Linked DNA regions of Homo sapiens: region 2 is linked to region 1. A link is a loop called in an ENCODE intact Hi-C map of the cell type or tissue named here. Cell type or tissue: HCT116. All regions are shown on one strand. Links, peaks and the distances in the headings refer to the core of each region. The heading gives the core; the rest is flanking DNA.

Region 1 (15,854 bases), core at 5,398-13,397:
AAAGAAACTACTCCAGACGCGCTGCAAAGGGAGGCGCATGTGCCCGAAAGCTGGCGATCAGACGGGGGGGGCATTCTGCATGTGTGATGTTTCTGGGGGCGGTGGGGAGTGTGTGTCGGGGTCGGGGGGCGGGGGGGAGTCAGGCAGAAAGACAGGGACAACCTCCGCTATGAAGGATCCGCGAGTCCTCAAATGTAAGCTCCGTGTGACTAACGACCTGCACTGATTTGGAGAGCGGGCATGTTAAAGGTCACGGACAATTGTTGCTGGCTTCAGCATGAATGCCTAAGTGGGATGTATTCTTCAGCAATCACGTTTAAGTCTGATTCACCGAAAAGTATTGACGTGCCCACCATTCATTTCAGTACACTGTGAAAATGCACAAAGAAAGTATCCCCAAATTCAGTTAATTACAAAGCCGTAAATGTCCTTGTATACACATATTATTACATACATGTAGGTAACAACAAAGATTAAAATTTGAAGACACTTTAATAGCTTTTTGGTAGGATTTTGGAATGAATATCAGTCCTGTAAACCTACGTTCATCTGCATTCTTGGGTCTATTTTAAAGTACAAACTTGCGCTAACAATTTCCATGTGTTGAAAATGGACAAGGTAGATCATTGAATGGTGATCAAGACTTCCAAACCCCTCCACATAAAACTGTTCATGACTTGCTTCCTTTTTCTAGCCGGTTTAGGGCCCTGTCTTAAGTCACCCACATGTGATTTCACTCAGGGCATTGTCTGTCTACAATAATATTGTGCTTTTAAACCATTTCCTTTCTTACACGTTTATCTACAGTGCATGCGAAATCTGAGAGCGTAATTTGATGGATGGGCAAAGAGTTAAGTCCTGGTGTCTGGTGTGGCAGACCTAGAAAATGGCAGCTGGAGGGCCAGCATCATTTTGTTACTGACAATTGAAACGTGTTCACATTGATTGTACACAAGTCACTGGTGGTTGTTCATTTGTCAATGCACTATTCCTAGCTCACTCCACACACACAAAAAAGGTATAAAAATCAAATGTTTAATACAAGTTTCCATACTATTCCTGTAACCATATTTAGCATTGCCAACATTTCAACTGTTTTAATAGCTTCAAACACTTAAAGTAACCATTAGGGATTAAGGGCACCGTTTGCCCCTGGAATGGCCCAGGAGAGCTTCTCCTATTTTGAAAGGTTTACGTAAATTATAGTATTTGGATGGAGCAAAGTCAGCAGTATTAATGGTTGAATATTAATGGTTGATTTTGGCTACTTGTTTTATTTTAGTGATATGTGATATTTTACACATGTATGGGGTACGTGTATTTGTTACAAGCGTAGAATGTGTAATGATCAAGTCGGGGCACTTAGGGTACTCATCAGCTGGGGTATTTATTGTTTCTATGCGTTGGGAACATTTCAAGTTCTGTCTTCTATCTATTTTGAAATACACAATCCATTGTTATTAACTGTAGTCACTGTAGTCTGCTATCAAATATTAGAACTACTCCTTCTATCTAACTGTATGTTTGTACCCATTCACTAACTTCATTCCCCCCCACCCTCTATTTATAATTTTATAACAGACAATAATTTTGGTTAATGAAATAAATGGGGGAAAGAAAGCATTTTCCCTTGCTATTGTCTAACGAATTATCCGTTCAGCCTTTGGGACTCCACCCCTTTCAACGTGTGATGAAATGGTGTTCAATGGTTATGGAGTGATTGAGGACGTTTAGATTAGAAACATTCTCGAGGACTTCCATTAAAAAGATAGCTCAGAGTAAAAACCAAAAAGAACTCCGCCCCCCACAAAAAAAAAGGCCTCCAGTGCCTGAAAGCTAGAAGTGAAACTGTCTATACTATAGCATAAAATTGAAGACAAACTAAAAAATACATATTAAATATTCATGCTCAAAAATTTAAGTGCTCTGATTAGACAGTTGGGTGTGCTACTCATTAGTAAATAATATTAACCCTATCTTTGTGTAAATTTATTAGGATTGTCTATATCTGAAAAAGAAGAATTATATTATGCAATTAAGTCAAGGAGTAATCTTTTGTTTTCTGAACTAACTTAAATTTAGAGATTTCAGAGTGGATTAGGGATAAATTTGATTTAAATTATCAAGTATTCCTAGGTAAAGACTGTTTTAGGAGTACAGCTGTGCATTCCCTTTGTACTGTTTGGAATAGGTAACTATTTTGTGTATAAATGGAAATTGGCTATTTATTTAATCACTGATGGTTTCAAAAATATTACACCAATCCTAACGTGTTGGTTTTTTTTTTTTTCCTAAAATCTTTCCTTTTCATGGAACTAAAAAATTCAGAGAATACACTGTATTTGAATATGGAGGAGGGAAGAAACAGTCCTTCAGCAAGGGTGTATCGATATGGAATTTAACAGGATAATCCCCTTCGTGGATGGTGTGGCAAAATTATGATTATATTTTAAATAGAGTCTTCTATGAAGTGGTTTCAGACTGCTTAAATCTAAAGTTAACAGAATATTTTAAATCTTAATTTAGGAAACTATCTCAGTTATCGTACACATTTCTTACAAACACACACACACACAAAAGAAATCACTTCTAATGTGATCTACACCCAGAGTCTCCCGTGTTTACACTAAGATGGCTTCTTACCGAGCTTTCTCTTGTGGGGTCTTTTATTTGAGGTCAAACTGACAGTGATTTAGGTTTAATCATGGTTGAGACTTGCACGTTGCTTGAAACACTTTTGTGAAAATTTGTTCCTCCCTCTTCTGTATTCAAGTCAAAGGATGCCTTCAACAGGTAGTATGCCTGAATTTTTAGTTTGCTGAATAATCCACAAAGCATCGCCTCAAGATTGGACGCAAAATGCACCCGTGTGTGTGGGACAGAGAACGCCTTACTCATTTTCCCAGTAGCAGAAATCTTAAGAACTTTCCCACGGAACCAGCATTGTTAACAATCTGTCCTTGTTTTCCACACAGAAAAAAGAAAAAAAAAAAAAAAACCTTGCTGACCCATACACTATTGTTATTGCAACACAGATTTTCCTCTTACTGATTTTTGTGCATATATTTTGAATAATGATAAAGACGACATTAACAAATAACAATCTTGGATCACAGAGTTAGGGTATTTTTGCAATGGAGGAGAAAGCATTGTAGAAAACGTACTAGCAGTTCAAGCAACTGCAGTCACATTTTCTCACGATTTGCAGTTTTTGGTAACTCCATCAGGACTTCACAGCAGGTAGACGACCCTCAAATCTGTTCTTAATTTCAACTTAAGTAAAAGACTCTCAGCAACAGCTGGCTTCACAATTGCTGATACAGAATTCCACAGATGTGGTTGAGAACGGTTTGAAGAATAAAAGGAACTAGGCCACAGACCAGAATTCATTTAAGGAAAGACAAATTCAATAAAGATTCCTCTTTTGAAAGATTGCCCGTGTTAAGGAAGAAAGGGACTTGTTTTTCTTATTACCTTTTCTTATAATCCTACAGTATGTTAATTACTTAACAGATAGGTTGTGACCTATTAACACCACACTTTCTTACAACAGCAAAACCATTGACTTTCTCTGCCCCCAAAGCTCATTATGGCTCACCATGCATAACTGATTACATGTGCATGTTTATGCAAACTTTTCTAACGGAACTGAAAATGAAATAAGGGAACCAGCAATATCTCCTTCACTGTGGGTAGGCTAGGTACACTTGTAATGAAACTAAGTAGGGAAGACCTTTGCGTGAGATCTCATTTGACACATACATGATACAGTTCGAAGGAAAGCCGCCTTGGCATTCAGGGGGTTCGCTGGTGTAAGAAACAGAACCGTAAGAAAAGAAGTGGTCAGCATATGAATGAGTTGTCATAATTAAGGAATAAAGACATTTTGTTGATGGAGAGGCCAGCCACAGTTTTGGCGGGGGTGGGTGAGGGACTTTTTAATCATGTAATATAAAATTTACCATTGTAGCCTCTTTTTTTTTTTTTTTTTTTGAGACGGAGTCTCGCTCTGTCGCCAGGTTTTTTGAGATGGAGTCTCGCTCTGTCGCCCAGGCTGGAGTGCAGCGGTGCGATCTCGGCTCACTGCAACCTCCGCCTCCCGGATTCCAGAGATTCTCCTGCCTCGGCTTCCCGAGTAGCTGGGACTACAGGCGTGCGCCTCCACGCCCAGCTAATTTTTAGTATAATGTCCTCAAGCTCATCCATGTTGTAGCATGTAGCTAGGTACAATTTTGCCAGTCTTAAAGACACATAGATTGTACATGCAGGAGAGAACTTTTAGAAAAAACTGATTAATAGAGTGACTATAGGCTGGGCGCGGTGGCTCACACCTGTAATCCCAGCACTTTGGGAGGCCGAGGCGAGCAGATCACAAGGTCAGGAGATCGAGATCACCCTGGCTAACATGGTGAAACCCCGTCTCTACTTAAAATACAAAAATTAGCCGGGCGCGGTGGCGGGCGCCTGTAGTCCCAGCTACTCGGGAGGGTGAGGCGGGAGAATGGCGTGAACCCGGGAGGCGGAGCTTGCAGTGAGCCGAGATCGCGCCACCGCACTCCAGCCTGGGCGACAGAGCGAGACTCCATCTCTAAAAATAAATAAATACATAAATAAATAATAAAAACAGAGTGACTGTAATTTCACCAAAAACAATTCTCAAGAATTTTTCTTCTGTTACCTAAAATGATTGATTTCCTTATTTGGCTGTCTTTGTCTTTTCTCACCTTGTAAGCTTCAAAAGAAATATGACAGAAAGACTTACCTCCTTCCCAAATGGAAACCGTAACAACATGAAGCCACCCTATGGCCAAATTGGTGTTAAATTCTTTCTGGTTAGTATTTTCAGAGCTTATTTACGACTTACAAGCAGATGACTTTAAGAAAAAGAAAGAAAGTGGGGGGCGGGCACAGTGGCTCACGCCCGTAATCCCAGCACTTTGGGAGGCCGAGGTGGGTGGATCACCTAAGGTCAGGAGTTCGAGACCATCCTGGCCAACACTGTGAAACCCCGTCTCTACTAAAAATACAAAAATTAGCCAGGCGTGGTAGCGGGCACCTGTAGTCCCAGCTGCTTGGAAGGCTGAGGCAGGAGAATTGCTTGAACCACGGAGCGGGAGGTTGCAGTGAGCCAAGATCGCGCCACTGCACTCCAGCCTGGGAGACAGAGCGAGACTCTATCTAAAAAATAAAAAAATTAAAAAAATTTTAAAAAAAGAAGGAGAAAAGATGTAACGCCCAGGCATACTAAAAATCAGAAAACTAAACTTGCAGTCAATATAAAGAAACAGAGTGGTTGACACGTCAGGCACTTGAGGTGGGTTCATGAACGTGGCCGAGCACTAAGGCACCCCCAAGCTTCCTGGCCCCAAGGAAAAACCTTCATTAAGAGAATTTATCTTTCTGGGGACTGAACTAGGACAGGTGTGGATCTCTGGGCATGACTGAAGCATTCCATTTTAGAATAGACAGAGGTGTTTTGGTGTGCTCCAAACAGATGTTAAACCAATGGCATTAAGTTAAACTTGGGGAATCAAAATGAAATTTTTGTAAAGAGACAAATAGTTTGATCACGCTAATTGAGTGAGTAAATTGTATAAATTCTCACACTTTTGTGCACTTTTGTTTTTCATGGCAGCCTTATGGTAAATGGCAAAAGGAAAATGTGGGGAAGTGATACGAGATGGCTAAAACATTTTATACACTGAAAATCTAAAAAAAATTTCAGGCAAGGAGTCATCATTTAAAAAATGACAAAAGTTTAAGAAACTTCTAAATCTTAATTTTTCATATCTGTGCATTTACTTATTTATTCCACATTTACTCTGTAAGGCAGGCACTAGATCAAGTGCTCATTTTAAAAGCAGTATGTATTACATGCTTATTATGTAGGGAATCTTCCTAAGAGCTTACATTTTATGTCACTTAATATATCACAATAACCCATGAGGTAGGTGCCACTATTGTCCCATTTGGCAGATGCTGAAGGAGAGACCCAGAGTTCACAGTCCCGCCCGTCTCTCAGAGTTGGCGAATGTCAGCCATGGATTTAGAAATAGCCTCGACCATGACGCCAACCCATACATCCACCTACATTGAGCTGTACGCAGCTGAAACACGACAGCCCTGGCTATTTTAAAGATAATTTTATAGACGGACAGGGCCAAATATGTGTCTTCTCACAATATGTTTAGGAACTTGTCACACACTCTCATGTCCAGTTCTCGTTCTGCTTATTGGTCATTTGCGCTTGTGTAAGCTATGCAGCTTCTGGTTCTGTTTACGTCATCATGCACTTTGGCATTTGCCGCTTATCACAAAGTGTTGTTAGTCTTCCACATACCTAATATGTGCTACATATTTGTGCAAGAATACCTACTAACTAGCTGGTGGAGACAGAATCTCCATGCAAATGTTTCATTTGGTTTCTCAAAGGAGTTGAGCTGGCTTTAAAAAATATATAAAATACAAAGAAAAGCTTCAGCAGTGGGAAGAATGAGGTCAGGAATAATAAGAGTGGAAAAACAGAAAAATCAGGATCAATTTCAGCTCAACCAGTCTTAACACCAGCACACGTGGATACATGTCTAGTCATCCTTTGAACTGTCAGAAGCAGCAGAATGTTCCCCTGAGCTTCCTAGTACCCAAAGCAAAGACAAAAGCACTATGTTTACAAGATTTGTGCTGTCTGTGAAATGAGAGTGTAACGGACTCTGTTCACAATGACACTGTCACCAAATAAATTCTGACAGTGTGCCGCATAAGGATTTGGAGACAAAAACTATCAACCCATAATTGAATGAGAATTTATAGCAATTACTTTATCTGCAAAGTGGGAATCACACAGTTATTTTTAATGAGAAAAATTTAAATGTGAAAATCACTTAAAACTGTTTTCGTACTATACTAGTATGAGCAAATGTAAGTTATTTTCTTAATAGCACAGGCCCCCTCCTCAAATAGCAGTTGATATCATCAATATTATAAAACTATATGTTAATTTAAGATGTTTTAAAATATCTGAAGGCATAAAAAGTTATCTCTAATTGTGCTAATACTCTTGAACTGGAAGTCATTTCTAGAACCATTCCTTTCTCCCGCGGATTTTTAAATTGTGTTTGTTTTCAGAGTGTCCTTGGTATGGCCATGCCTAGCAGAATCTGAGATTCACACCTCAAAGTGTGAATGTTTACAAACTGTTTTCACTCAAGACCCAGTCATGCTCTTCCCCTGTGACTGCAGCCTGCCTCTTCCTCCCAAGGCGCCCTGTCTACTGCGAGGCAGGGCCCTGTAGGGCAGTGCTTGGGTTTCAACAGACAGACATGAGCCCAGAGGCTTCCTGGCAGGGAACTTGTCAGCACTTTGCTTTTCCCCCGTTAAATTCCAAAGCTAACCAGCCCTGCGCCTCTGGAAGAGAGAGGGAGGCCTCCGGACAGGCTCCTTGGTGTGCAGAAACTTCTGGGGTGTGGACTTCAAGGCATCTGAGTGAGATGCAGCGTGTGCAGGACCTGGACGGGCACTCTCGCTTCTTTATTTCCTACAGCTTAAGCCCTTTGGCTTCTAGAAAGCCTTTCTTTAAAATAAATACAGAAAAGATGTGTTACACTGTGAGTTACAATACAATACAATCATCCATTAAGTACCAAACTCTGTTCAAACAAAGTTCATGGATGGACTGACAAATTTACAAAAGCAAGGAAATCCAAAGAGGAGGGGCTGCCACTCGCCCCGGGGTCTCCCTGTAGCGCTGGGCAGGCTGTTTGTGAAAGTGGGCCAACAGAAAGAGCTGCGGGACGGTTGTTTTTCTTCTTCCCTCTCGTTCGCTTCTGAGTTCTATTACCTCAGTAAATTCAGGGTATTAGTAAAAGTGAAAAGGAATCCTTAAGCACAGCCAATTTTCTATATGTTTCTTTATTTCCAGAAAATCAATTACCCCATCCTTACACAGTGGGAAAAGCAATACTCCACCGCCCCACCCCTCCCCCACATCTCAATTTTTTTTTTTTTTGAACTTGCAATTGAGCTTATCCGGTTTTTTATATTGGGGCTTCACCTCAATGGAGCAGAGAAGAAATATTAGGCAAACTAATAATAAACTTCTATAACAAAATTCTAGGTCTTGTATTCTTTAGGAAACCTTCTTTGATAATACGATTTTACTAATATTTCCACTTGTAGAAAACATTTCTTTGGAGTAATACAAAAACGTCTAATAAAAAGGCCATATTTGTGCAGTATTATATAGACAACTGCTAAACTCTTCTCACCTTTTCAATGCTAGGAAATTTCATCTTATTTTTAAATACAATAGTGCGCACACATACTCCTATATTAAAAACTTTGATGAAACTTTGTTTCAAATTACCAATGCCACAAAAAGAATTTCAAAAACTGAAGTTGGTTTTTTAAGGACCTATAACAATATTATTTTCGTTTTATATAATGTCCTTCTCTCCCACCATGAGACGTTATTGTGCAATATTACGTCACCCTTTCTTGTCCAGTTTTGGACAAGAAACTGCAATTTTGCAGAGCAGTTAATAGTGCAAATATCCTATTCATTTCAGTACCTCTTTGCTCTTGATGAACCTAGGCAGAGAATAAAGCTAACACCGCTCATCCATCTAAGGGGATTGGAAAAAGCCTGGTTATCTAGCATGCTAAGCAAAAATATAGAAACCAAGTAAAAAACAAATTCTGATTGAAAATGTTTAAAATACAGCACCAAAAAGTGATTTCCAAAGTGTGATGTCTGTCCACATAAGGACAGTTATACATCTACACAATTGTTTCTCTCTTTCGTGTATGAAGGTGCCCATTTTCAAAGATAACATGTAGACGGTGCCATAAATATGAAGATGGGAACAATAAATTATCCACGATTATTTACAAGACAAAAAAAACAATAAAACTGCATTAATTTTTGAAAGGTCTAATCTTCCAGCGACCGGAGTGGTGGTGTTTGTATGAGTTTATGTGTCCTCATACCCGCTGTGCAGAACAGGTGACCACAATATTCCTTTTGAAATAGGAAAGGAGGGTCTATTTTATGGACTTATAATAATCACATGTGCTATTTTGAAGTGTTTTCTCATTTATTCTCTTTAACTGCTCACAACAGCAAAACAGAGTGGCTCAGAATTTTTCACACCATTTACAAGTTTAAAACTCATGGCAAAGTTGTTCTGTTTCTTACATGTCACAGTCAATTGGTTTTGAATGGTTTTGAATCCATACATGTTTTTAAAAATTATGTGTCTCAGAATATAGTTCTTAAAATCTATCTTCCCCCTCCATGTACTATAAGGAGCTTTCCTGCAGGCTTTATGAGTTTCACCCTGCTGTATGATGAAATCAAGGCAGAACAATGTCTTGAGCAATGATGTATAATTTCTAAATCCCCTGATATAATGGACACTGAGAAATTTTAATAAGAATGATGATTCTCTAACCAAGATTTTCTTGTGAAGCGTATCAGTGATAAACTGCAAATCTGTGACAATTCCTGGATGGACTCAGCTTAATCGACCAATGTCAACTGCATGCATGATTATAACTTTAGCAGTTTCCAAACAATGAATCATGTTAAACAATATTTAAGAGGCTAAAGGAACACAAGGAACATTGTGCGTAGTGCCAGTAAAACCACCAGTCATAGAGCCTAAAGTGTTAATTTTGACATGGTCATGGCACTTGGCATTATCACAATGATAACATTAGACACATAAGATGAGCAGAGGACCAGTCGTTCATTCATTCAACTGATACGAGTATTTGTTGAATTCAGATTCCCTGCGAGTCATGGTGCTAGGCCCGAGGCTTCCTCAGTGCAGACAGTGTCTCAGCCAGCAAGGAGGTTACCAGGCCTGCACAGATTTTGTACTAGGCCAGGGGACTTTGCCAAGCATTGGATTTTGACTGGAACCCCAGGCACAGGTCCCACAGCGCTATGCCTGCCCCTGTCCTATTGGCTGAAATATCTACCATGGACCCTGTGGGTCACTCCTTCCTCCATCCTGCATGGTGTCCACTGTGCATGGCCAATGGCTGCAGGAATGTGGACTAAAGCCCCAGGCCGCAAAAGGAGGCGGCGAGATTGATCTAAGCCAATGCGGTTGTCCCAGCCCCGGACTCCCAGCCCCTGCCCTGCCAGCATTTGGAGTAGATACATCCATATGACGTAATTATGGCAAGGGGACAGCAGGGAAAGTTGGCTGGGGTGGGACAGGGGGCTTCTAGCAAGGAGTCTTCTTGTGGAGAAAAGGAATTCCACGTGGGGAAATGGTGACTGGCTAGTCCTGGGGCCAGTCACCGGGAGCAGCAGTAATGTGGGGGCAGGATGCCAGTGGCTGTGCCACCCCGGGGGAGAGGGGCGCCTAGGGAGCCAGCCAGGAGGCGGAGGGAAAAGAGGGGAGGAAAATGTGGTTGTGAAGCCACCAATGTCACCCAGCTTGGAGCAGAAAACCTCCACTGGACTTTAACGAATTTTCCTTATTGTTTTAGCCATTTTATTCATGGATTTCCATTTCTTTTCATTGAAAACAACCTAAACCTGTGCTGAAATGGTGGTTTGCTTTGCACTCTTCCTCACCAGTCTGTGAGCCCAGTGAGTGGCGGGGACGGTGCAGGCGGAGAGGGCAGTGTGCGATGGTGAGACGGAGCCAAGGTCAGATCACCGAGGGGCTGGGGCTGACATTGAAGAGGCAACACAGCCAGAAGCATGGCCAGCGGCCACAGATGGGCTCTGAACAAGAGAAGACACAGTCAGATGTCTTTTTAAAGATTGCTCTGTCCTTTGAAACAGGTATGTTGTAACAATTGCTTTCTCCTCTCACTGAGGAGAAGGGTATGGTGGCAGAGAGTCAGGAAGTCCCATAATCAACCTGCAGATCAAAATCCTGAGTTGTCTCACGGACAGGTGGAGAAAGGGGTGTCTCTGGAGGAGATTGGGGAGGCACAAGGAAGAGCTGCTGGGAATCGGGGACGTCGGGAGAGACATTCACCGGGACACCTGACTCTCACAGGCTTTTCCTCAAAGACCTTGGAAGACGTGGCCACGAGTGTCAGATGCCACCGAAGCGGCAGTTGGGGAGCTGACGGTGGCGCTTCTGTTCAATTCACCAACAAGGACATGGCAGAGGCTGCAGGCAAGTAGCTTCAAGGGGCAAACAGAGCAGTCACCAGAGCCCTGCCACGGAGAAAGCGGGTGGTGGCGTCAGTGGACTCTCAGAGCTATACTTCCAAGGGTCTTGGGATGATGGACTTCTGTCTTCTATTATGGTTGTTTTAAGATGGGAGAGATGGGAGTATCTTGAACACAGACGCAAAGGCATCAGCAGAGATGAGAAGACATGATTTTAGAGAACGAAGACAGCACCGCAGACGGTAGCGAGACCCCTGGACCCCCACACTCAGCTCTTTCTGCTCCTCCTTGGTGGAGCCACTTGACTGACCACAATGCGCAAAAACACTATCACCCACGGGGCTAGGAGCCGACGTCGCTCCCATGAGTGAGTTTTGAGAAAGAGCACTGGCCAGTGTCTGGGAGAGCGAGGCTCCCCCGCCACGAGCAGGTGTCTCCTCCGTTCATAGGATCCTTCCTTGAAAGGCCCGTTCTGAGCACTGTGGAAGCAGAAGTGAACTTGCCCTTGCTCTGCTGCAGGAACCTGACCTAGCAACCATCCTTCTGTCCTTGCAGGTCTGAGACTGGTCTGCATGCCGTTCCAGACACTAGCGGCCACTCGGTACCTGCGGCCTGGAGGAGGGAAACCCCCTCAATGTGCAGGATTGCAATACTTCCCTTTCCTTTCACCAAGTTTTGTTTGAGCAACCTCAGGGCCTAGAATTCTTCTTCTGAACTCCAGAGTAGAGGAAATTGGGAATAACATATATATATATAATATATATAATATATAATATATACATTATATATGACATAATATATAATATATATCATATATCATATATACATTATATATGGCATATATATTATATATATTATATATTATATATATTATATATTATATATATTATATATTATATATATTATGTCATATATAATGTATATATTATATATTATATGTATATGTCATATATTATATATATTATGTAATATGTCATATATAATATATGTCATATGTCATATATAATATATAATATATAATATTATATGTCATATATAATATATAATATTATATGTCATATATAATATATAATATTATATGTCATATATAATATATAATATTATATGTCATATATAATATATAATATTATATGTCATATATTATATATATTATATTATATGTCATATATTATATTATATTATATATCATGTATTTTATATATTATATTATATATCATATATTTTATATATTATATATTATGTTATAGATAATGTATATATTATAATGATATCATATATAGTATATAGTATATATGATATCATATATAGTACATATATGATATATATAGTATATGATATATATAGTATACATATCATATATAGTATATATGATATATATCATATATAGTATATATGATATATATCATATATACTATATATTATATGTCATATACATATACATATACACTTTTTTTTTTTTTTTTTGAGACAGAGTCTGGCTCTCGCCCAGCCTGGAGTGCAGTGGCGTGATCTCGGCTAACTGCAAGCTCCGCCTCCCGGGTTCACGCCATTCTCCTACTTTAGCCTCCCGAGTAGCTGGGACTACAGGCACCCGCCACCACACCTGGCTAATTTTTTGTATTTTAGTAGAGATGGGGTTTCACTGTGTTAGCCAGGATGATCTCGATCTCCTGACCTCATGATGTGTTCGCCTTGGCCTCCCAAAGTGCTGGGATTACAGACGTGAGCCACCGCGCCTGGCCAATAAAATATATATTTTTAAAAAAGAAAATAGATAGAAAAAACAGTAGTGAGGAAAGAAACCAGGAAAACATATTGCCCCATTTATATAGGTGTTGGTTGTGAAAATATAATCATAGCTATCTAGGATGGCAATCCCCCATAGTCTGAAAACAAGAGAAAGAAAAGGCACAGTAAGATTTTTATTTTTGTTGGATGGAAAACAGGAAAAGTTTGTTAATACTGGACATTGACAGAAAGTCTGAATATATGAGTTTAAAAATTATGAGTAACAACTAGGAAAAATAAGAAGAAAAGTTTGTTAAAAACTTGAGGGAATCATGGCAAATAGAAACACAGTTGCAGAATAAGTTAAAGCACATTGGTGATAAATCAGAAGGCTCTAAGACTAGCTTTAAAATCGAGTTATATGCTCTGCACGCGAGACAACCCTGAAACAAAACAAGAAGGGTGAATACGAAACAAGAGACACCAGGCAATATTAACAAATACAAATAAAACGTGATAGTATAAACCACAGGCAAAACAGAATGCATGATGAAAAGAAGTAAGACAGCTAATGTTGATGAAATTAAAAGAAGATTAAAGTTATGATCATTTATTTAGCTAATACTATAGCTTCAAAGCATATAGAGGCCAGGCACTGTGGCTTATGTCTGTAATCCCAGCACTTCGGGAGGCCGAGGAGGGTGGATCGATTTGAGCCCAGGAGTTCAAGACCAGCCTGGGCAATGTGGCAAAATCTCATCTCTACAAAAAATACAAAACTTAGCCAGGCATGGTGGCACGTGCCTGTGGTCCCAGCTACTTGGGAAGCTGAGGCGGGAGGATCACCTGAGGCTGGGACTTTGAGGCTGCAGTAAGCCATGATCACACTACCACACTCCAGCCTAGGCAACAGAGTGAAACCTGTCTCAAAAAACCCCAAAACAACACCATATAAGGCTAATAAATATCAAGACAAAAGTGGACAAATCATCAATTATATTAATGGACTTTCACATCTAACAGAAATAATGGATTAAGTATGCAAAACTAGCTGGGAATAACAATGAGTAAGCTTCAGCTAATAAAACACAGAATACTATTGCTAATGAAGAGAGAATACAGCCTCCTTGCAAATACACATGAAGCAGTTACTTAAAAGAAGACCCTGAGAACTTACTGACAAATTCCTAAGTGCAGAAACCATGAAGGCATTGTTCTAAACCACAAGACAAATAACTAGGAATTAACAATAAGAAAATAGCAAACCCTTCACTAAAAAAAGAGTAATTAAAAAATTGATGCCCTGAACCTGAAATAAAAAGTGGAAAGAAAAAAATTGAGCAAAAACTTAAAATACCTTACATTTAAGATACCTATTTACCTATAAATTTAAAGATTTTAAGACAAAAAAAGTCAATCAGAAATTAGAAAGTATTTAGAGAAAAAATAAATGAGGGATCTAGGTATCAAATATATGGGATTTGCCCAAGCGAAACCCAGAAAAGTCTTAAACAAAAATTCATTTATTATAAAATACATGAATGAGGGTTTCAACTCAGGAAGTTAATAACAGAAGTTGATGTCAACAGAAGTTATCAACGGTTATCCACATTTATTTTTCAAACACAATTTAATGAAATAAATAGAAATAATAATCATTCAGTTGAACAATAAAATCTAAAGCTATTTATTTTAATAAGTAAATTATCAGATAAACTCTGCCAAGTCTAAACAATAGAACAAAATAGAATAAACATAATAAATCAGTAGGAATAAATAATATGAAAATATTTTTGTATTATAAAAGAATAATGCATTTATACCAATACGCTTAAAAACAAATGTTTCTAAAATTATTTTAAGAAATATAAACTACCAGCTGGGCGTGATGGCTCATGCCTGTAATCCCAGCACTTTGGGAGGCCGAGGCAGACTGATCACGAGGTCAGGAGATGGAGACCATCTTGGCCAACATAGTGAAACCCCGTCTCTACTAAAATACAAAAAATTAGCCGGGTGTGGTGGCACATGCCTGTAATCCCAGCTACTTGGGAGGCTGAGACAGGGCAATCCCTTGAACCTGGGAGGCAGAGGTTGCAGTGAGCTGAGATCGCGCCACTGCACTCTAGCCTGGAGACAAAGTAAGACTCTGTCTCAAAAAAAAAAAAAAAAAAGAAAAGAAACAAAAAAGAAAAAAAAAAGAAAGAAATATAAGCTACCAAAATTGGCTTGAAGAATAAGGCTGGACTCAGTGGCTCACACTTGTCATCCCAACACTTTGGGAGGCTGAGGCGGGTTGATCACTTGAGATCAGGAGTTCAAGACCAGCCTGGCCAACATGCTGAAACCCCGTCTTTACTGAAAATACAAAAATTAGCCAGGCATGGTGGTGAGTGCCTATAATCCCAGCTACTCGGGAGGCTGAGGCCGGGAGAATCACTTGAACCCAGGAGTTGGAGGTTGCAGTGAGCTGAGATAGCGCCACTGCACTCCAGCCTGGGCGACAGAGCAAGACTACATCTAAAAAAAAAAAAAAATGTTATGACCTTAAGTAAACCAATAATTATAGGAAAAAAATTGAAAATCTAGTTAGGTCTGGCCAGGCACGGTGGCTCAAGCCTGTAATCCCAGCACTTTGGGAGGCTGCGGTGGGTGGATCATTTGAGGTCAGGAGTTCGAGACCAGCCTGGCCAACATGGTGAAACCCTGCCTCTACTAAAGATACAAAAATTAGCCCAGAGTGGTGGCGTGCACCTGTAGTCCCAGCTAGTCGGGAGGCTGAGGCAGGAGAATCGTCCGAACCAGGGGGGCAGAGATTGCAGTGAGCAGAGATCCTGACACTGCACTCCAGCCTGGGTGACAGAGTGAGACTCTGTCTCTCAAGAAAAAAAAAAAAAAAAAGAAAATATAGCTAAGTCCTGAATTTTGAAAGACACCAGATTAAATGATTTTATGCAGTTGGGCAAATATCAAAATAAAGTTATGT
Region 2 (15,854 bases), core at 3,300-11,299, 46 kb before region 1:
ATAGTTCTAGAGACTTTTTAATAAAGGAGTGTCCGTGTGAAAATGAAGAACAGGGGGTGGCTATTTTTATATCAGAAGGGAAGGAGCCTCGTTCCCTTTCTTTTGCTCTCCAAAATTATTGCATTACTGTTACTTGTCATTTACTATTTACTATTTTCCAAGTCTTAATACTAAGTAGTTGCTTTGCCAATCACTAAAAAAGTAAACTTCACAGAACTAAAAAATAACAGGATCCAGAGCCTGCTCCATAATTTTCTGCAGATAAATGTGCTGTTTAGAGCCCCTTCGTCTGCCACAAAGAGCTGGCGTTAGGGATTTGGAGGTAAATCCAGGCTTCTGGAGCAGCCAGCATTGCTAGTATAGTTAATGATCTTGTCAACATTTCCATTAAGAGCCCCATTTCCAGAAGCTTAGAATTGCATCTCCCCCAAACCCACGGCTCAGATGAAGTCCTGTGGTCACTGAGGGGCCGCTCTCCTTCCCACAAAAACAGAACAGATCACTCGCTATTCATTACAAAAGCCATGGAAGCACTGGGTTTTCACTTTGACTCCGTCTACATCTTACACTACAATAGTTAAAGCTAAAGTTGCGCATAACTCAGAAACACTGAAAACCTAGGGAACACCAGAGAAAATGAAAACTCATCAATTTCTATCTTTAAAACAAATATGGAAAATCAGAAGGCCTTCGATGAACTGCAGCAAGAACCCAATTTAGAAGTGGCTTAAAGATTTTACGGAGCCTAAACTCAAAACTGTGGAAACTGTTAACTAATTCAGTGTCTTAATATAAAATTTCTTAAAATTTTTCTTAGAAATGATCAGCAGTGAAAACAAAACAATGGTGCAGAAACTCGTATTTTTTAACTGGGTGACACTTCCTAGTCATTACTAAACATGCTTTTTCGAAATTTCTATGAGTTATCATAAAATATATTTTAACTGAAATTTGTTTCTACAAATAAGCTGTATATACTATGCCATGTAAACCAGCAGCAAAGAACAATGTTCGCCTCCCAAACACACAGTCCTATTTTCCAACCACTTGATTAAAACCAACATTTCTCTCCCAGTATAAGAATACAGATTGCAATTAATACCTATCTGACATTCTCTTGTCCCTCTGTGCTTTTTGTGAAAGACCCTAGAAGTCCCCACCATCAAATGAAAGAAAGAACTGTGCCCAAGAATACAAAGAGAGATAATTGTATGCAGTAAGCCATAAGGCATTCTGTTAAACATTACCTTCCGATGTAGTGCTGTTTAGCACAGAAGTCAGCGCCCAAAAAAATCCCTTCATTAAGAGCTCATAGAGGAAAAACAAACACGTCAATAATCAATTTTACCAAATTCTAAGCAATTGCTTACGCATTTTTTGTTAAAAGAAAAAAACAGATACGCTGAAACTAAGAAGATTTTGATAGGATAGCTGAAAGGCGTATTGTGCAAGGAATTACTTAAGATTTTGTTTATCATTGTACAAACACCAATCAATACTTTAAGATGATCAAAATTACAAAAGGACAAATCTTTCCCAAATGCTTTACTATATATAGCACATGTACTATAACCAGTTTAAATTTTCCAGCTCCATTACTGCCAATAACGACTGTAACATGACCTAGTTTATCACTAACATACACAGCACCTTTGAAAGCAGTTGGCTATTTCAGCTGCTTAAGGAGAGTGATCTATCAGAGAATGTTTACAAAGAGCAATTCCTGACAAAAACATGATGTCACATTTCCATAGGATTTACCCTGCACTGCCTGTCTAAAAATATTTTTTCAAACACACTTAATGACACATTACTGCAAGTTCCAGGCTTTGAAGATAAAAGAAGATCTATTCTTTCCTTGCAGGAAACAAAAAAGGATAAACAAGCAAAATTCCACTACAACTCCCTGTAACAATGTTGTTACATTATTCAGCTACAAAAGTTAAGAAAACTTTGCACCTGAAGTGATCATAAACAACCTTGCAGAAATGAGGGTGGGCACATTTTTCTAAGCCAAAACATCTTGCCCAGCAACAGCTTCTGGTAAAAATAAATTTAAAACGTAACAAGGCATAATGTTTAACTTCAGAATTGCCAACCCCCGCCCCATCCCCTTGGTCCCCAAAGAGGACAGTTATCTACCCTTTATCCCAGCCTGGGTTATATGGGAATAAACTGTCACACTTTAATGGGGGAAAGCTGTCCTAAGTCAAACAGAAAGACAAACAGCAGTCACACAGTTGCTTTGCGAACATTTTCCAAGAACTCGAAGACCATGACACTAATTCAGTGACTACATCTGGATAGTCCGTTTGGTCACAGAAGGTCCATGTTTGAAATTAAGGTCAGAACAGTCACGGGTTTACGCAGTGGAAGAATGCATTCATTCTACAACCACGGTCATTTTTCCTCTCTCTTTTCCTGCAACTTCTCTCCTACCCCAACCTGGAGGCACACAGCAACACACACAACCCTAGACTCCTTTTCTCTGATTTGTCCAATGCAAATGTTGTGAACAGTTGTGCAAGGCACTGCTCAGGGACAGATGGAGGCTGGAAAGGATCACTGCCGGCACAGGTGGGGGACTTCAAGGACTCAGGCCCACCTAGGCCTCCCTGCTCCCATTCAGCAGGGTGTAAGCACAGCCAAGGGCAGACAGGAGAGCCAGGAGAAGCCCCTGGCAGCCCAGGCTTGTGTTTCCAGATACTATCACATCTGATTCAAGAAAATTACATTCACCTTCATGAAAACAAACCACAGAAACAAGTACCTGGTGAAAGAAGAGACTACTTATAAACTTACTCTCAACAGGCACGTGAGATGCGCCAATGCAAGTCTGTGTCACAAAGAGTCTGCACTTACACACGTGACACGCTACACAGAGCTCTCCATGCACAAACCTCTGTGGGAGAGAAAGAAAATGAGCATGTGTGTGCAGCTTGCCCACCGAACCAAGGTACTGAAAAATGACTCCAAAGTGTGCTTCCACCTCGATTATCTAAATGAGCTGCTATTCCATTATTCTTTAATAAACACAATTGACAGCCAGAGAGACCATTGTTACCTCCCTGTTCCCCTCCCAGAGACTGGGCTCGGCATCCTCAAACAGTCAGGTATCGTCTGTAACTCAAGGAGGATGGTAGGACCCATCAATAATGAGATGCCACCAAACTCACTCCTTCCTTTGTCACTCCAGATAAAGACAGCATCAGTGCTCGCCCCTCTTCTCAGGAGCCCTGGCGAACGTGAAACAATAGATGCTCACTTTAGCTCACGCTCCTGGCCTGACTTCTTTGGCAGCTTAAACTGCTCAAGCAGAACCTTTTTCTGCCTTGCTAACTCTGGGGCGATGAGCAGTAGTGCCTATTCAGGGACCTTGCTGCAAAACAAAATCTGGATGACTAAGAATTGGAGGCAAGAGAGATAAGCACGCTGGAGACCTTGCTCAACTAAAGGCCCCAAAATCTTGCTTCCATTTTATCCATCAATAACTAAGGAGACTGTCATCCACTTAGCTGGTGTTAAGTCACATAAACTAGTGTGTTAAAAGTCGGCTCAGGGATTAGCCTATCCCGGCCAGCCTTCTGGGACCCACAGCTTCAAGCTAAGGAGTCCACCCAAGTCCAGAGCATCAGGACGCCCTCAATGTGCTTTGTAACTTTAGCCTGCCATCCACAGCCCAGGCTTCCTCCCGGGAATGTGTGTGTGGCTCATCCTCACTGGGCCACACAGTCAACCCCGACGGTCAGAATGAAGGCGCAGGTCGAGACTCTGCTGCTGCATCTTTATCTGGGTAACGTAACTCAGAAGGCAAAACTCACTGATTCACATGGGGGCTGGGGGGTGGGGGGGGGCCAGTGGCTCCATCCTAAACACAAATACTTTCTCAGCTTTACACTTAAAATCCTTTTTCCAAGCTATTCATGCAAACATATAATACTGCTTTCAATTTCTTGTTTTACGTTTACTCTGAGTTTTGTTGTTTTCCAAAATCACTTTGCTGCATTAAATATGCATCTGTTATATTGTGCTGTGAGGCTGGGTAAATCACGCACAGGTACCACCTGTTTTATCTGCAACAGTGGAAGCCACAGAAAGGGAAGACCACAGGCTTCAGATTTGTCATCAGGCTAAATTAAGCTGACAGCACAGGAGAAGGGTTATGCAGCCTGCCAGTAAGACAACACGCAGTGAACAAAAAGACATTCCCTTTTAAGCGTGTGTAGGTATATGTTTATTACACCACATGTATGTGGCAAAGAAAATGATCTACAAATGCTCCTTGCATGTAAGATTCCTTTCTGGAAAGTTCTCAACAAGGAGCTTCAGGATTTATAAACAATTTTAAGCTTTCTCTCCTTCTTAAACTGAACATATCTCCACTTTTGATAAGCAGAGCCATATTTGTTTTCTTTGAGAAGGGCAGTTATCTCAAACTAGTTCTTAAATCCCTTAAGGGAAACTACGTTAACTAAATAAGAAATCTTCCAAAACTAAATCCAAATGCAAAATCATGCTTTAAAGAGGGATGTGGGCGGCGTCTGTAATGCCAGCTCTTTGGGAGGCTGAGGCGGAAGGATCACCTGAGCCCAGGAGTTCAAGACCAGCCTGGGCAAAAATAACAAGATCCCATCTCTATATAAAGATTAAAAAATACAAATTAGCCGAGCGTGGCAGCGCATGCCTGTGGTCCCAGCTACTCAAGAGGCTGAGGCGGGAAGATCCCTGACGCCGGGGAGGTCGAGGCTGCAGTGAGCCATGATCATGCCACTGCACTCCATCCTAGGTGACTGACTCACATCCTGTCTCAAAATAAAAATAAAAAAGAGTGATATGGGGGCAACTCCCACCACTGACTTGGGTCTCAGGGACAGAAGGGTGCCAGAAATAATCAACATTTTTTTAAACCCAAGGAGGTTCCCTTTGTAAGAACATGTCGATCCAGTCTTGGAATCTAGCAGGAAAATTCCTTTCCATGCCACTCTCTGAAAGACAGCTCACTAGGACACAAATGGAAAATACTCTTTTACTTCTGCAGAGATAAGCTTCTTCTCACCTTCAAGGCCCAATGTACTTTGCAGCTACTTATTTGCAATGATATCCACCTCGGCTGGATACGTTTGCCTCACACATCAGGCGCACCATGGTTTTAAATACGCAGAGGGCCATTTTTCTCCTGACACTTCAATGCCATCATTTACTTAGCTAATAAGTGCCACGGTAGGTCCTCAGTTAACATCATCTATAGCTTCTTGGAAACTGTAACTTGATGCGAAATGACAAACAGAAATCCTTGATAAAGTCTTTTTGTTTTAAAGCTGATGTGGAAAGGAAACATGAGTTTCATTTTACGTCCTTTCACTTAAAGTTGCAGTTTCCAAAACCCTACAGACAGCACTGTGGACCCGCAGTGCATGGAGCTCCAATTCCTGACGGGCCCAAGTCCTCACAAAAAGGTGCTTTGCAAGGAAAATTATGAAAAAGAAAACGTCAGTGGGGTGGAGTTAAAAGGTTCCTATTTTCAAATACTCTTGCGCTTCTCTCCCAAGCAAGCATCCTGCACAAGGCTCGCTCTCCCTCCCAACACAGATGTTTCGGGGGGCATTTTCTAGACAGGTACGAAGGGAATCCCGTCCCTGAGAGGACCAAGGGCACAGGAGTAGTGCTCGGGACCCTCAGGACGGGGCATGCACTGTGGGCAACGCCAGGCCTCACCGTCGTGCGTGTGCATGCCTCACCGTCGTGCGTGTGCGTGCCTCACCGTCGTGTGTGCGTGCCTCACCGTCGTGTGTGCGTGCCTCACCGTCGTGCGTGTGCATGCCTGTAGGCAATGCCAGGCCTCACCGTCGTGCGTGTGTGTGCCTCGTGTGCGTGCCTCACCGTCGTGCGTGTGCGTGCCTCACCGTCGTGCGTGTGCGTGCCTCACCGTTGTGTGTGTGCATGCCTGTAGGCAATGCCAGGCCTCACCGTCGTGTGTGTGCGTGCCTGTGTGTAAAGGTTAGAGTGTGTGACAGTGAGTGTGGAAGCAGCTGGGTGAACATGAGAGAGACTGAGTGTCATGTGTGAGCATGTGCTAGTGTGCCCGAGGGTGTGTGTGTGTGTCTGAGAGAGCACATGTGTGTGATCTCTTAACCTACATAAAAGCACTCATTCAAATACCCTACCTGGAGGCAAACACGCATGTCCACTTCCAACAATCTACCAGCAACACTCGTGCCCATGTGCCTGGATTACCAGCTTCGCACAGAGCCAGACGCTGCAGCAGTAACGGGGCGCCGGGCCCACCTGCTGCCCCTCTCCTGTGCATAGGGCGCTCTCTCCCTGCCCCGAGCTTCGGCTTCTCCTCCATGCACGGTCACTGCTGGAGGCACACTGGACCCAGTGCCAGCTCGGGAAATCCTGGGCCGGTGACAGCCCTGACCCGTGGCCACCATCCACTCAACATCATTGAGCCCTCCCACAGGCACCCAAGCTCTCTGAGGACAGCCGTCCTAGCTTCCTTCGTGGGAGAAAACTCTGGCCCTCCACTGCCGGCCAGGGAGGCCTCGCGTGCCAAGCTGGCCCTGAGCTCAGCCCAGGATTTGTGCCATTCAGGACGTGGCGGCCGTGTGCACCCCATCGGGCACCGCGTCGCCTCCCTCGGAATGTATTCCAGCACTGTCTGCCATGATGCCAACAGCAACACTTCTCAACACCAAGCCTTTAAATGTCCAGCAGCTCCACAGCCCGAGTCAGAGTGGCCCAGCCTCCCCTGGACCTGATGCGGGGCTTCAGGAAGTGGCAGGGCAGGAGGTAGAACCGGAAGCCTCACGCTACACCAGGCACTGCTCCTGGAGCACAGTGGGTATCCCATCACAACGCGGGAGGATTCAGGGCCAACTGCAGGCCCCCGGAGACGAGGTTAGACGGTGGCAGGCAGGCTAAGAACAGGCGATCCGGCAGGCACAAGAAGGAACATACTGATGATAAGGAAACGCCGGGTGGGGTCTTTACGTAGGCAGCCTCCTTGGCATCGGGCAGGTCTGTCTCACCAGTCCCAAATAATGAATCATGTCCACTGCACTAGAATGCAGTCTTTTAACCACTATCAACATACGCCAAGGAATGCTTCCACTAACAAATGGGAAGAATGCCCAGAAAACACCGCACTGCATTTCTGGACCAGGACTCGTTCTGTTGGAATGTGCCTACCAAACACAGCAAGGGGCGACACTCACCCGAAGGTTGAAACATGCGGAACTCCGATGACTCCTAGTGCTGTTAGCAATCATAAATCCTCATCCTGGCACAGAGCACAGGAGGCACCTCTGCCTGCACTCACCGTCCAGGGCCCTCCTCCGTCTCTGCGATGCCACCCTCATTTCACAGACGAGGACGCTGAGGGTCAAAGCTGTGAGCCACATCCCTCGACAAGGCTGTGAGCCCATTCCCTGTCTTCCTGCCTCCCTGTTACCACCTTCCAGGCCCCCGCTCTCTGGTGCCTGGAATGAGCATTCTGGAGTTGTCAGAACATTCCTTGACCTTCCAATAAAAGGGGTACAATCTAAATACAAAGTAACATCCGGGGCTACAAAAGCGACCACTGTGGCCATCACCTATGAACCTCTAAGACCCCAAATCAACACAAAGCAAGAGGCCACACCATCCTGAGCAGCTGGCAAGTCGGCCACTGACCAGTAAAAAAACTGGGAGGAAGGTGGCTGATCGATCCTGTTTTCCTCCCTTTTTCAACGAGCCCAGTTGCTCATGAAAGACAAGTAGACAGCTCTACTCTGCTTCTGTTCAGGGCTAGAGAGGTTCTGGAATTGTGCAAGTCATGTCAGAGCACACCCCGAGAGAGAGATCACTTGCAAAAAGCTACAGTGAAAATAAGAATCAAAACTCCCAAACCGGAGAAGCCATGCCACATGATCGCCTCGCTTGTTCATGGCGGGTAATTACTTAACCCTTTGTTTTTCCAGAAGTAATAGAAGGGCCTTTTTAAACAACATACTGCCCGCCACGGTGGCTCACGCCTGTAATCCCAGGACTTTAGGAACCCGAGGCAAGTGGATCAATTGAGGTCAGGGAGACCAGCCTGGCCAACACGGTGAAACCTCATCTCTACTAAAACTACAAAAAAAAATTAGCCGGGCGTGGTGGCGCATGCCTGTAATCCCAGCTACTTGGGAGGCTGAGGCAGGACAATCGCTTGAACCCGGGAGCCGGAGGTTGCAGTGAGCTGAGATCATGCCACTGCACTCCAACCTGGGCGACAGAGCCTGACTCCATCTCAAAAAATAAATAAATAAATAAAAATAACAACATACTGAACGGGGCTGACTTATCTGCCTAAACCAAGCTCCTCCTGGACACTCCGTCATCACTGCACACTGACCATGTAATGGTGAGGCCAGTGTCTCGTCTAACAGAACACCGATCACCATGGCCGCAACAGGCACTGTGAAAAACATGTTGGCTTCCTCCGAGCCCTGTGGCACATGCCACTTCCCCACCCTCTGCTGCCTCCCTGACCAAGAGGGCCCAGGGGACCAGCGTCTCCACACACCTGGGACCAACCTGTTGGGCTACACCACTTGAGAAGCCCTGGATCACCCTATTTAATGTGGCCTTTAGAGGAAATTTGGGGGTGGAAGGAGTCATTTGTCACCTATAACTTCTGCAATTGTCAGAAATTCATTTATAGGACACAAACGTTTTGCAATCTTGCCATCCAAACGTAAAATCAGAAAACATACATCGGGTGCTTAAAATGGGCGCCTGGCACACAGTGGGCGCTTGACAAATTCAAGATCCCTTCCTCTTCAGGTCTCCATCCAAGATTCAGCAGTACCGAAAATATGCAGGGACCGCACGGGAACCAGCTTGAGGCTTGTCGCCAACAGGCGAGGGGCCCAGGTCTCATCAGATGGTCAACAGGTATCCCCCGAGTGCCCGCCATGGGCCGGACCAGCTAGCAGGCGAGAAACCCTGGGCAGCCTCACCTGGATGGGAAGGGTGCGGCGTCCAGCCCTGCAGGCGTGTGGTATGTGGGGAAACCGCTCCGCCCTCCTCCTGTGACTCTGTGGGGATGATCTTGCCCAAGCCCGGATATCAAGCGTGCGGGCCCTGGCTCCCACCCTTCCCACATCCGGTTACCTTTTAAATTAATATGACATTTTGTATATTCTTCCAGCATCTACCTTTTTTTCAAAGTGTTTCTGCCACAGAAGCGTGTTTCCAGCCTCCGCCGATGAGCGCTGGTGACCATGCCCACGGGACACACTTCCACGCCAGAGGCCACCCCATCACAGTGGGGAGCGGGCAGGACTTGCACCAGCAGCTCCAGATTTGCAAAACTCAGAGACGGCTTTGTAGGAATCCCAAGAAAACCACTTCACTACTTTAATCAAATGATGACCCAATCGATTACTGAAGAACAACACAAGACAGTTCACACCACATCTTCCTGTTCCCACAAGGGACCTACAGTCCAACACAGGCACTCCTCCAACGCCCCTTTAGTTTAGAAACATCGCCGTCAGGGCAGGTCTCAGCAGAGAGATTAGCGGTCCACCTCATTAAAGACCTGCCTGGTAACAACCGAAACCTGCCCCCGTGCGGACGCAGATGAAGCCTGCACCACACAATTCCATCACTGCGTTAGGCAGCTCTGCTCCGGCACCTCCCAGAAGAGAAGAGAGCTGTCTGCCCAAAAACATCGCCCAACTGTAATAAGCTGTGCAAACTTGGGCAAGAAAAGAAAGTGGGTCTTACTCATATGCAAGCTAATATCCTCGAGCCAATAGTTTTCCAGATCATAAAAAGGAATGGACCCCCCACCCCAGGAGCACCAAGTTCTACGATCAGCTTACACTGGCTGTTTTTCAGCAGAAAACCTCATTCACACTGTGATCCCTATGTCCTCATCAAAGTAGCCCACAGAGGCGGCTTCCCAGTTATGTGCTCTGGTTTAATTATTTTTCTTCTATTTACCATCATTTTACATTTTTCTAGCTATGCCAAGAAAAGCGACCCTACACCATAAAGTAATAACTGTTGTTTTAAGCTTGATTGAAATTCCAGGTTTGTGAAACAGAAGTCAGACGGATTGACAGGAAGGTGATCCAACTGCACCTACCTGGGCTTTCCTGGGAATGTGGAAATGCAATGACAACGCTCCCAGTTGGATGCTGGTACTCTCAGCTAAAAGTGTTCAGAGAAGGACCGAACTCCACTCGGCCTCTCTCAGATTCTGAAATGAGGAAAAGTTTAGTATTCATCTAATTATGTTTTTAAGAACCATTTGCCACTGCTTCTCTTTAAGAAAAATTAAAACAATGCCCAAGGACGTTTTGGGGCTACCGTAGGTATTTTCAGAATGAATTAAATCACCCCAAGTGGGGCTGCTGGGAAAATCCCACACAGTGTGGTTTCTAATAGGACTTCCCACATCTGTGAGGGGCAGCCAGGAGCAGGAGAAGCATTCAACAGTCACAGCACAAACGCAGCAGCGAAGGTAACCAGGACGCCGCCTAACTGTAGCAGCGGAACAATCTGCATTTAGTTGTCAATCCAGCCTATCAAAATGTCACCAGGGAACACCTGCTATGCATATGCCCTGAGCTCCTGGCATGGACTGCGCTTGGTGTGCGCATCACACTGCCGACCGCCAGAAATGCCAGGCCCCTGGGTGGCTCTCGCTCTTCTTGGGGATGGGTCTGTGGGGCGCCACCTACTCACCTCCTCCGCAGCATCTGCGTTTACAAAACACACTAGGGTACTAGGGAGCCAGTCTGTGACCGCAACGCAGACGTGCCCACTGAAATCGGTGTCCCACTTATACCTGGGACCACGGAATCCCCAGATGTTTCAGGGTGTGGCACAGCTCTCACTAGACTTGAAAGTCATTCCAAAGCGATTTGACAGCAAGCTTTAAAACAGACACTAGCAAAGTATTCATAATAAACTATTCCCACTGCCTGAGCAATAAGCAGTGCTCGAAAGCTTATGTTCTCAGTCCTGAACTACACACACTTTTCAAAAGGAAAAAAGACAGAAGAAGATCCACCGAAACAAGATCTCCCCATCACTTCCCGTTCTTTACGGCACCACGCCATGTTTCTCCATCTACAGTCTCAGAAGTGGGACTCAAGGCCGGGCGCGGGTGCTCACACCTGTCATCCCGGCACTTTGGGAGGCTGAGGTGGGTGGATCACTTGAGGTCAGGAGTTCAAGACCAGCCTGGCCAACATGGTAAAACCCCGTCTGTACTAAAAATACAAAAAAAAATTTTAGTACTTTAAAAATTTTTAATGTACTAAAGGTACATTAAAAACGTGGCACGTGGTGGCGTGTGCCTGTAGTCCCAGTCACTCGGGAGGCTGAGGTAGAAGAATCGCTTGAACCCAGGAGGTGCAGGTTGCAGTGAGTCGAGATCATACCACTGCACTCCAGGCTGGGCGACAGAGTGAGACTCAGTCTCAAAAACAGAAAGTGGGACTCACACATAGCTTGGCATGACTGGGGCCTTTGCTGTCTCAAGCTGGCATTCAGAAATCTCAGAACCATCACTGGGAAACCCCAAGAGTCATGGAGACAAAGGTGCAGAGCCCCCAGACCTATGTGGAAAGGCAGGGTGATGCGCAGTGATAGGGGACAGTGGCTCCTGGACTTGCAGGGCCTCCCTGGCACCCCCAGCCTGGCCATTTCAGATGGGGACAGTGGCCTCCTGGACTTGCAGGGCCTCTCTGGCACCCCCAGCCTTGTCATTTCAGACGGGGACAGTGGCCTCCTGGACTTGCAAGGCCTCCCTGGCACCCCCAGCCTGGCCATTTCAGATGGGGACAGTGGCCTCCTGGACTTGCAGGGCCTCTCTGGCACCCCAGCCTGGCCATCTCACTTATGGAAAGGTTAAAAAGTCTCCTTTTTTTCATGATTTAGTCAAGGCATCTTTTGAAGGGTGGGGGATGTATCATGGGAGCCTTACGCAGTTGGAGGAGCCCAAGTGGGAATGGATGCTAGAGCCCCAGTATCTTTAGTGATGCGGAGAAACTACTGGAATGCGACCCCAGGGATACAGCCGTGCATCCGATGAGGGCAGCTGCACCCTCCTCACCTTCAGGCAACCTCGAGGGGAGCCGCCAGAGGAGAGAGGCTCCAGAGGTGCCAGGGCCCAGGGCTCGCCACGCAGCTCAAGGCTGGCATGCATCGTACACCAAAATGGCGTGGTCATCCACACTATCTGCTGGACATCGTGTCTTCAACATGTGTCAGTTTTTTAAACTAAGCACAAGCTATTTTCTGGCTTAGTTTCCCCTCTTCGACAGGCCACAGGGGTTGAGACCAAGGTTTCGGGTTATGCACATCCAGAGATGCTTTCCTGCCCCTGGACACCAGCTTCAGATTTGGCAGTTACAGGTGGAACAGGGCAGAAGAAACAGAAAAGATCTTACTCTTCGACAGCAGAAGAGGAGAGATTCTCTAGTCAAGGAAACTCAAAGGAGAAAGAGGCCTTTTTAAAAATCTATTTCCTTTGGGCCAAGGGGGCCAATCTGTGTCTGAGAAAGGCTGACCCTGCGGCGTCCTTGGACAGCACACGGGAGAAATGCTCCAGGATGGAGGGACAGACAGGGAAGAAACTTTATACCTTTACTTTCAGATGTATTAACCAGTAACAGACAAAGGCAGGGCTGGAAAGAGGCGAAAATACGAGTAAATGTTTACAAGACCAACCCCTGATGTGCTGCGATGAGAAGGGCCTCTCCCTGCGGGAGAAGGTTATCTTCCTCCCGGGAACGATAACCCTGGGCTAAACCAATCAGAAAACACGCAAGAACCCAAACTGAGGGCACAGAAGTCCCTGCACCAGGACGTCACCAGGACCTGGAGCTTATGGGTTCCACAAAACACCCGGCCAGTCCTCCTCAGAAGTGTGATGGTCACGAAAACAGAGATGGACCAAGGAGCCATCAGGGACCAGCAGGGACTTGGGAGAAGGACCCGAGCGCAGCACAGGCTCCCAGATGGGCTCCTGGGACAGCAAAGGCGAAATCCCAGGAACAGCTAGACTGCGCCCAAACCCTTCTGTTCAACACACTTCCCAGTTCAAACTTCTGCTGGGCAAAGACACACCATTTTCAATTTAAAGAGGCCCCAAGCAGTCCTCTCGATGCATTTTCTGATGATCAACTGTTTCTTCCCCCTACTTCTAATGTCCCTGGGTGACGGTCTAAGCCATACTGGAAACCATCACGTTCCCTTAGGAGTGACGTTAATTCAGGCTCCGGGAGAGATTTGATTTACGACACTAATTACTGGGTTTACTCCTAGGGTGCTTCTCACAGACGGACTCCATCCCACCCGGGCGGCCACCTCGCTCTCCACTGCTCCAGGCAGGCAGGGGCACAGGGAGGGCTCTTGCAACAGAGACTCCGTTCCCTTGGGAGTCTCAGGACCTCCTGCCCCTTGAGAACAGCATTCAGGTCTCTCTGTCAGTTCCCCACTCCCATAATGGTGCACCCATGCTGCCACGTGGACGGGATGCTGGCACGGAGGCCGACGCTCTGCACGCTCACCAGGCTACCAGCATCTGTGAGGCCCACAAGGACCAAGCCAGGTGGGATGGCGGGGACACCAAAGAGGCTACTTGGCTGGCACGGCCGGACCCAAGTGCTCTATGCAGGTGCCGGGGCCGCGCATCTCCAGGAGATCTAGTCAAGGAGAAAGGCACTCTGTGGACAGGCTCTCTAGACAGCGTGGCACACAGGACGCAGTGGTGCCTGCCTGCCAAGCCTGGGATGGGTGTGAGGCAAGACACCCAGTGGGGACACGTGCCTACAGTGGGGGCTGGAAAAGTAGAGAAGGGACCCTGGACATGCACAGGGGCCACGAGGGCCATCCCTGCTGGGACACGCACAGCTGATGCAACAGGAGACAGGATGACACAGAAGTCCCTCCACCAGGGTATCACCAGGACCTGGAGTCTATGGTGGTGATGCCACGGGCGGTGAACGTGGGGAGCAAACATGGGAAGGGATGCCCTGGGGCAGGACCCTGGTTCTGCAGCCTCACAGGGAAGGACCACCCAGAGGTGCAGGCAAAGGGCCCTGGGAGGCAGGGGGGCCCCAGAGAGGCAAAACCCAGGAGACGCTGGCCTCTGGGAAGTAAAATCAGGCAGAGGCAGCCGTGGCCTCGCTGAACCTGCAGCTGACAGCCCCTCTGGGCTGGCAGGAAGTCCTGCGTGTCTCTCGGAACCTGCAGCTCACAGCCCTTCTGGGTTGGCAGGAAGTCCTGCGTGTCTCTCGGAACCTGCAGCTCACAGCCCCTCTGGGCTGGCAGGAAGTCCTGCGTGTCTCTCGGAACCTGCAGCTGACAGCCCCTCTGGGTTGGCAGGAAGTCCTGCGTGTCTCTCGGAACCTGCAGCTGACAGCCCCTCTGGGTTGGCAGGAAGTCCTGCGTGTCTCTCGGAACCTGCAGCTCACAGCCCCTCTGGGCTGGCAGGAAGTCCTGCGTGTCTCTTGTCCCAGAGAGGAAATGATTTGGGCAAACGCTCTGCCCTGAGATCTCTCTCGCCCTAACTAGATATTAAGCACACCTCGGGGGCAGTGCTGGAATTACAGCATCCACAGGTGCTGGGCTTTCCTGGAGGCTGCAAGTAAGTGCTCAGTCAAGGAGGGGACAAGGCTTCGGAGGCTGGTGGTGGGGAGGTCCAAACCAGAGGGGAGTCCCTGCTGCTCCTTCCTAACTGGGATCTTGAGAAAGACAACAGCCCCAGCCCACTCAAAGGCTACACCTCAAAAACATGTTGCAATCTACATGGGCTGCCTCATTTTCAAAGCAGAAGTTTAGCAATTTCCTGCATTTGCAGGCATGTTCAAACTGTAAGCCCGTTCGATTCCTGAGTTATTTTTACCAAATAAATTCAAGTCCAGTTATCGAATAACTACATGCATCCCATCCCGCTCAGGGCAGCTACATATAAGTAATAAACGAAGGACAGAAATGAGTGCTTCAACTATCTGCTGACTGCTAACTCCCACTGTCATCCCAGGCAGCCTTGCAAGCAAAGAGTAGCTGCGGCGCATTCCAGACCTCCCTACGGACAGCACGCGACGGACGGCCTTGCGGGACTCCCTGCAGCAGCCAACACACCCCAGCCAGCCCGTGCCTATTCTGTGAACTGACCACTTCAGGCCACTCAAGGCATCCCAGGAGATTCTCTGGCTCTGATGGATCAAAAAGGTTCAGAAATAGAGAACTTCTGCTCTCTATGTATACAGAAATGTGTTTTTTATGTTTATCTGAAATTAGAGATATCAAAATTAGGATTGGCAGTGTCCTACAATACTTGTGATTTGGAGCAGCCCCGTGCTCTTTTAGTAAGAAAAACAATCACACTCGCTCTCTGGACAATTTAAAGTCCAAGCTTGTCCAACCCGCGGCAGCCCAACACAAATTCATAACCTTTCTTAAACATTATGAGGTTTTTTGCTGTTTTTTGTTTTTTGTTTTAGGCTCATCATTAGTGTCTTTTTTTTTTTTTTTTTTTGAGACAGGGTCTCACTGTCGCCCAGGCTGGAGTGCAGTGGTGCAACCTTGGCTCACTGCAACCTCGGCCTTCCGGGCTCAAGCGATCCTCCCACCTTGGCCTCCCTAGTAGCTGGGACTACAGGTGTGCACCACCACACTCAGCTAATTTTTTTTCTATTTTTTGTAGAGACGAGGTTTCGCCATGTCAGCCAGGCTGGTCTCAAACTCCTGAGCTCAAGTGATCTACCCACCTCGGCCTCCCAAAGTGTTGTGATTACAGGTATGAGCCAACGCGCCCGGCCGTGTTAGCATCTTTTATGTGTAGTCCAAGACAGTTCCTCTTC

Evidence for each region. Peaks named below come from ENCODE experiments on the same cell type or tissue, not always from the same donor. Only the 100,000 strongest peaks of a DNase experiment are listed, where the experiment ranks them.
Region 2: a loop joins it to region 1, with 2.4 times the contacts of the local background. A loop is called at or near these places in 39 of 110 quality-filtered maps.

What each region holds. Positions count from the first base shown.
Region 1 is chr18:76,496,467-76,512,320 of GRCh38, forward strand. It overlaps ZNF516-DT (ZNF516 divergent transcript), which reads left to right. Exons shown (of 2, transcript NR_164145.1): 2 at 1-1,623. Among named protein-coding and RNA genes, the nearest start is that of ZNF516-DT, 9.1 kb to the left of the region's middle. RefSeq lists an enhancer at 3,446-3,495. In HCT116, for the core only: no CTCF peak of the experiment used is centred there; no DNase peak of the experiment used is centred there.
Region 2 is chr18:76,452,908-76,468,761 of GRCh38, forward strand. It overlaps ZNF516 (zinc finger protein 516), which reads right to left. Exons shown (of 7, transcript NM_014643.4): 2 at 10,121-10,234. Among named protein-coding and RNA genes, the nearest start is that of ZNF516-AS1, 31 kb to the right of the region's middle. RefSeq lists silencers at 3,188-3,267, 3,288-3,347 and enhancers at 4,184-4,685, 4,686-5,185, 6,598-7,195, 7,196-7,793. In HCT116, for the core only: no CTCF peak of the experiment used is centred there; a DNase peak (open chromatin) is centred at 7,084.